Linked DNA regions of Mus musculus: region 2 is linked to region 1. Evidence: chromatin loops called from intact Hi-C (ENCODE). Cell type or tissue: left cerebral cortex. All regions are shown on one strand. Links, peaks and the distances in the headings refer to the core of each region. The heading gives the core; the rest is flanking DNA.

Region 1 (2,804 bases), core at 126-2,625:
TTAAACCTACTTCTGGATAACTTCACTGTAGATTGATGATACTCAAACAAACGTTTAATATCTGCACTTAGTGGTATAGACCTCTAATCCTAGCTAATCAGGAAGTTAAGGCAGGAGGATCTCAGTAAAAGGGCTGACTAAGCTACAGGGTGATCTCAAGGTCAACCTGGACAATATAGTAAGACATAGCTCAAAATTTAAAGAAGGCCATTTCTTACCATGCACAAAACCTCTGTTCAGTCCTTAGTACAAAAGAAAGGAGAAAAAAAAATTTAAGTGCCTCACATAGTCCATGGCACTCAATTGGGAGTTCACTATGAGGTTTTCTGTTTGTTTAAAATAAACCAGGATACCTCTTCCTCTGCAATAGAAAGAATTTCAGGGTCATTTCTCCGAGGATAGGGTCCTGTCTAAAACATCACTGCATCCCCCAGAGTATTTAGCACAGCACCTAGCACAGGGCAGATACGTTTCTAAATGTGTTCAAATGAATGAGTGGACAAATGGTGGAACTCGGAGGCAGGGTCTCAGTCAGTCCTCTAAGGTGTGGAGCCATTCACATTCCACATGAAAACAGAAAAGATGGCCCTGGAGCCAGACCTAGCAAGAGGAAGGACCAGGAATGCATCTGGACATCTCAGAGACTCCCTGTTCCCTCCCTGTCTAGACAAGGACCACAGCCCGTCTCTGCTGGGTCCCTTTCACTTCTCTTTCTCTCCTCCTGCCTCCTGTTTTAGGAGTGTCTGGGCAGAAGGAAGAGAGCAAAATCAGAGACTTTCTCTACTCCCTAGTTGGTCTGAAAATAGTAACTAATTCAAAAATCACTTTTCTTTAGCCTCAGAATAGGTGTCATGAGTGTTTAGAAGAGAATTGAGCCTGCATGGTTTTATTTTGCTTGGGCTAGGGTTTAAAAATCCACTCACAATTACTGGCTTTCAAGCAACTGAAATCAGTCTAGGCAGCTTGGAAGAAGAAATGTTAGTCAGGGTGGGGGAATTTCATTAGATGTAAAATTCTTCCCTGAGGAGGCCTAGGAAGTGAATGGGCCGCACACAGGCCAGCTCCAGAAACAGCCACGGAGCAGTAATGAATGTTTCATAAGCACTCGGGAAATTCGTGTGGCTTGGTTGCTTTGGGCCGCTGCCCACCGAAGCCCATGGATTTGTCCTGTATCGTTTACCAGCAGGGTTTGGAACTGACAATGTGCTATGTTGAAAGGCTTTGTTTTGCAGGTGAGGCTGGCAAATAAAGGGCCTTGCCCGTAGGTCCCACTTAAGTTGGAGAAGAGATCTGTGAGCCTGGTTCACTCTGAAATATCAGCTTAATGCTCTTAGATCTTGGACTATAAGTTTGGCCCAAGGAGAAAGCAAACATTTGCCTGCTTCTGGACTAGATTAATGGTGTCTTCCCTAAAACTGTGTGTTGCTTACCTTCCCACTGTCTCTGTCTCTGCTACCTGGATCCCAGACTTAGAAGCCCAATAGCAGACAAGCCCCGTTTTTCCGCTGCCTCCAAGAGCATCCATCAGCTGCAATTTCATGTTGAATGGGGCTGTGAGGAACTTCAAGGCCGAGATTATTACATTTTGTACATTACACTTCTGCCAGAGAGCTAAAAATACCCTCCTGGTGGTTGCTAAGTGCAGGTCTAATGGTTTTCCTTAGAGGAAAGAATGGAATTTTAGTTTCTCTGAATCTGGAAGCCCTGTGTCCAGGGAAATGAAGACAAGGAAATTGTCAGAGAAGGTTTGAGCGTATCCCTGGGGTTTTGGGGGGGAGGAGCTGAGGAACAACCCCAGAATTCATTTTTCCCAGGTGTCAGGAAACATCTCTGGGGACCATTGTCCTCACAGGGCCTTGATCCCCAAAAGGCAAATGGAAGTTGCTGTAGCTGCCTCAAAGAAAGTCCCTGATCAGCAGGCACCCTCCCCAGAGAGCTGATTGTCTGAACTTCCATTTTGGAAGCCTCTCTTTCACTTGTGTCTGAATAGCAGTTCTCAGTGCAACAGCTGCAGCCTAGGTGTTCTAAGGGAAATAGAATGGCTTGGGGAAACTTTGGAGGGTCTTGGGGAAACTCACCTGCCTTGCTAGAGACACGAAGATCTAGAATGTCTTTTAACCAGTAAATTCAACAGACTTCCTAAGTGGATAGCCACCCCCACACTGCCTGCCTCCCCACAGCTGCCCCAGCCTTCTCTCTGACTATAAACAAAAACGTTTGATTTATTATTGAACCAATACATCAGAACTCCTAAATCTGTGTAGGAGGTTTTCGGTCCTCTGAGCGGTCCTCTCAGGAATGCACACGTTCTGGCTATTGCCATCTCCTAGAACAGCTTCACGCCCTTTCTCTGAAAAAGAAAATGTCTAGTCCTCAGGTCACTGCAGCCCACGTTGCCCCTCTGGAACCAGAATGTCTCACTGGGATGTTTGATTCATTTGCTGGAGGCCGTTGCCATGGTTTCATCCTCCTGATTACCTTGGACATTGACATGCATGTGAATGTGTCTTCTCTGGCACAGGGCAGTGAGTGGCCCTGGGACTGACTGAGGATTCGTTAAGTGGCAGGCCACGCTTAGCCCAGAGCAAGGCATAGAAAGCAGTGTTTTAGCATCTGCACAAAGGACCGGACCTGGGGGCTAGTGAGATGGACTATTCATATATGACTGTCGGTGAAAGCCGGACTGAGAATTGAGAGCTTAGAAAGAGAAAGAGTACATGTGATGGGGATGGGGATAGGGATGGCGATGGCGATGGCGATAGCGATGGCGATAGCGATAGCCATGGCTTTAGAGGAGCACTAAT
Region 2 (2,804 bases), core at 7-2,506, 120 kb before region 1:
TAGTAACAGCCAGAGACAGATTGAATCACTCTGACCTCAAAGTATGTTTTACCCCTTCAAGGTACATGAGATTCTCAATGTAGAAAGCTTGCAACCCTCAGAAAAGTCCCAACTTCAAAATAGTTGCCCAGCACGGGGACAAACAATCGAAGTAGGACAGCCACAAGAAGTGAGGGCTAGAGCGAGCCTTTAGGATACCTAGGCAAGCTTCAAAGAGCAAGCCTGAGTTCAACAGCGCTAGAAAGAACAGCGCAGGCAACAACAGCCAAGAGGGAGCAGACTATAAGCTATGCTGCTCTTTTCTCTCACAGTCCACATGGCGACAGACACCACCAGAGCCTCGGGACCAAGGAAGAATCCTTACGTGTGCACAGCTTGGAAAGGACACAGACACACACATGCAATCTCCCATAGGAGCATTGTCTTTAAATGGAAAAGATAACCTGAAATACACTCTGAGCTTGCAGAACACACATACACACTGGGGCTGGAGTGACTGAACCAACACTTGAGCCCTGTCAGTGGTAAGAGGAGGAAACCTACTGCCCTGGCAGTTCCTGACTTTCAGTTCCTATTTAAAATGTCTGAATTGGGAGCATCGACAGGCTCCCAAATTAGCTTTTTAAATAGAAGCTGAGAGTTAAAGGAAAAGCGGCCGCGTCATGGGGGAAAAGCAAGTGAAAAATCCCGGCCAGGCTGGTCCAGAGGCAGAGGGGGGAAGGAGTCAACAGGCATGGCTAGGGAGATTCTAGGAGGAAATGGAGGGTACCCAGCATCTCCTGGACAGTGTCTCCTCCAGTGGCTTGAACCTAAGCCAGGTACCTTCTTTCTCCTCACCATCCAGCCTCAAGGAGAACTGTAAACAAAACCCACAGTGGCCTGAACTAGAAATCCAAGTCTCCCTTACTTTTCTTGAGATACTGGAGACAAAAAAAAAAAAAAAAAGAGAGAGAGAGAGAGAGAGAGAGAGAGAAAGAGAGAGAGAGAGCAGTTCACAGGCACTGCACTTAGATTGCCAAGTATGAGCATCTGAGGATCGGGATTGGAGGATGTGGGGCAGGGTGTGAGTGTCCTGTCTCCACAAATGGCTTACAAAGTCCCAGAGACCACAAGCTGTCACATTAGTAGACCACTCCAAGAGTCTAGTGGTGTTCCCTCCCTGACAGTTTGGGGGGCTCGATCCTGGAAGTACCTTTATGTTGCTGAACAATGGCAATGCCGTACAGGAAATTCAAACTTCGACAGAAATAAGATATTATATTTTCACTGCTCCAAAACTGGACAGAAGGTGTTAGATCAAAGGAAAATGTCACTACTGGGACCAGGCTTCTCAGAGACAGAGAACCTTCTCTCAGGAGTCAATTCAACTGAGATTTAAAAAACAAAAAAACAAAACAAAACCCCACCACCACTAGCAGTAGCAACAACAACAAAAACCTCTCCCAAATAGAGGAGGGAGGGAGAATCCTCGCCAGGGCCTTCCCTGAATTCTTCCAGGGTTGGCCAGGGAGTGGCAGTGTTGTTAATCATTAGTACTGTATGCAAATGAGTATGCAAATCTCACGGGGTTCTTGGACTCTGGGCAAATGTTAATGGGGTCCACACCCACCTCTTGAAGGGCCAATTGTACACCTTTCATACTGACAAACTTAAAGGAGCTTTGGTTAGGGTAAGTGAGCCTATGAAAAAGAAGCTCAGAAGTACTGGAGGCCCAGAGTAGCTGAGACCTCAATAACTACTCCTCGACTTGCACTTCTGGAACAGGATCGGTTTGCCACAAACCAGAAACCCTATTCTTGACTCACGCCTTCACCCTCTCCGCACATTTCTCTTTCCTCTGCTTTTGTGTTTCAGCACACACCTTTCCATACTCAGAGCTGCCATCTCTCAAGCCAAGGCGTTCCGGTCCGGGCAGAGGCACGAAGCTGCTTGCTTCGCGATCTCCAGGCTCGGGAGTCCCAGCACCCAGGCCGGAGACACAGGGAAAGCCGGCCACGGTTTGGCTTAGCAGCCAGGACTGGGCTCTACTCTGCTGCCGCGATGGTCCTGGGACTCTCAGCTGGATCCTATGCTCCCGTGGTTGTCCCACTCCTCACGCTGGGTCCGAGTACTAAGCAATAGATAACTCTGGGCTCTGGAAAGGATCCAGGGCCTGGGCCCGCTTTGGAAAGATAGAGAAATGAGAGTTCCTAAATCCCCAGTCTTAATTCTGGGTATTCGTGGTGGGGTATTGGAGCGAATCCTGACCTTCTGGCCATGTGTCAGAGGTCACTCCTGAACGACAGTGGCTCTTACGCGGAGATAAAGGCAGTTTGTCTTCCGTGGGATCTTCCCAGCTTTGGCAAACACACCTGACTGTTCAGGGTCAGCCTGTAAGCTTGCGCGGCGACCAGCTGCACCTCACTAGGTGACCAAGGAGAGGAGTTAGTTGCTCTACCGCGTGGACAGTGAATGGGAAACAGACAGCCAGTTAAGTGTACACACCCCACGCGCATACACGCCAGCGCTCCCTACCACCTCTTCCTAAGTCCCCAGCCACACACGCCCCCGAACTCACGATCACGCCGCACGCCCGGCTCCTCCCCCACCCCCAAGCCAAGCTCACCTTGCCACGCTCGCCCCATGCCCACCCTCGCCGGCACACGCGCTCACACTCGCGTCCGCACACTCCACTACCACCTCCAGGCACACCCTAGGATTCCTCCACTCTCCTGGGGAGACGCACCAGGCTCTGCCTAGTCTCCCCGCCTCCCCCCCCCCGCTGCAGCCCCCCCACTCACGCGCGCGCCCTACACACACACACA

Evidence for each region. Peaks named below come from ENCODE experiments on the same cell type or tissue, not always from the same donor. Only the 100,000 strongest peaks of a DNase experiment are listed, where the experiment ranks them.
Region 2: a loop joins it to region 1, with 4 times the contacts of the local background. A loop is called at or near these places in 2 of 42 quality-filtered maps.

What each region holds. Positions count from the first base shown.
Region 1 is chr3:105,566,085-105,568,888 of GRCm38, forward strand. All of the region lies in intron 2 of Kcnd3 (potassium voltage-gated channel, Shal-related family, member 3), which reads left to right. Among named protein-coding and RNA genes, the nearest start is that of Kcnd3os, 110 kb to the left of the region's middle. In left cerebral cortex, for the core only: a CTCF peak has its summit at 1,632; DNase peaks (open chromatin) are centred at 1,118, 1,536, 1,898 and 2,333; H3K27ac peaks cover 2,154 bases.
Region 2 is chr3:105,449,268-105,452,071 of GRCm38, forward strand. Kcnd3os (potassium voltage-gated channel, Shal-related family, member 3, opposite strand) reads right to left here. Exons shown (of 4, transcript NR_040759.1): 2 at 2,248-2,403; 3 at 1,862-2,161. Kcnd3 (potassium voltage-gated channel, Shal-related family, member 3) reads left to right here and starts at 2,623. Exons shown (of 8, transcript NM_019931.2): 1 at 2,623-2,804. In left cerebral cortex, for the core only: a CTCF peak has its summit at 1,508; DNase peaks (open chromatin) are centred at 1,640 and 1,958; H3K4me3 peaks cover 1,127 bases; H3K27ac peaks cover 729 bases.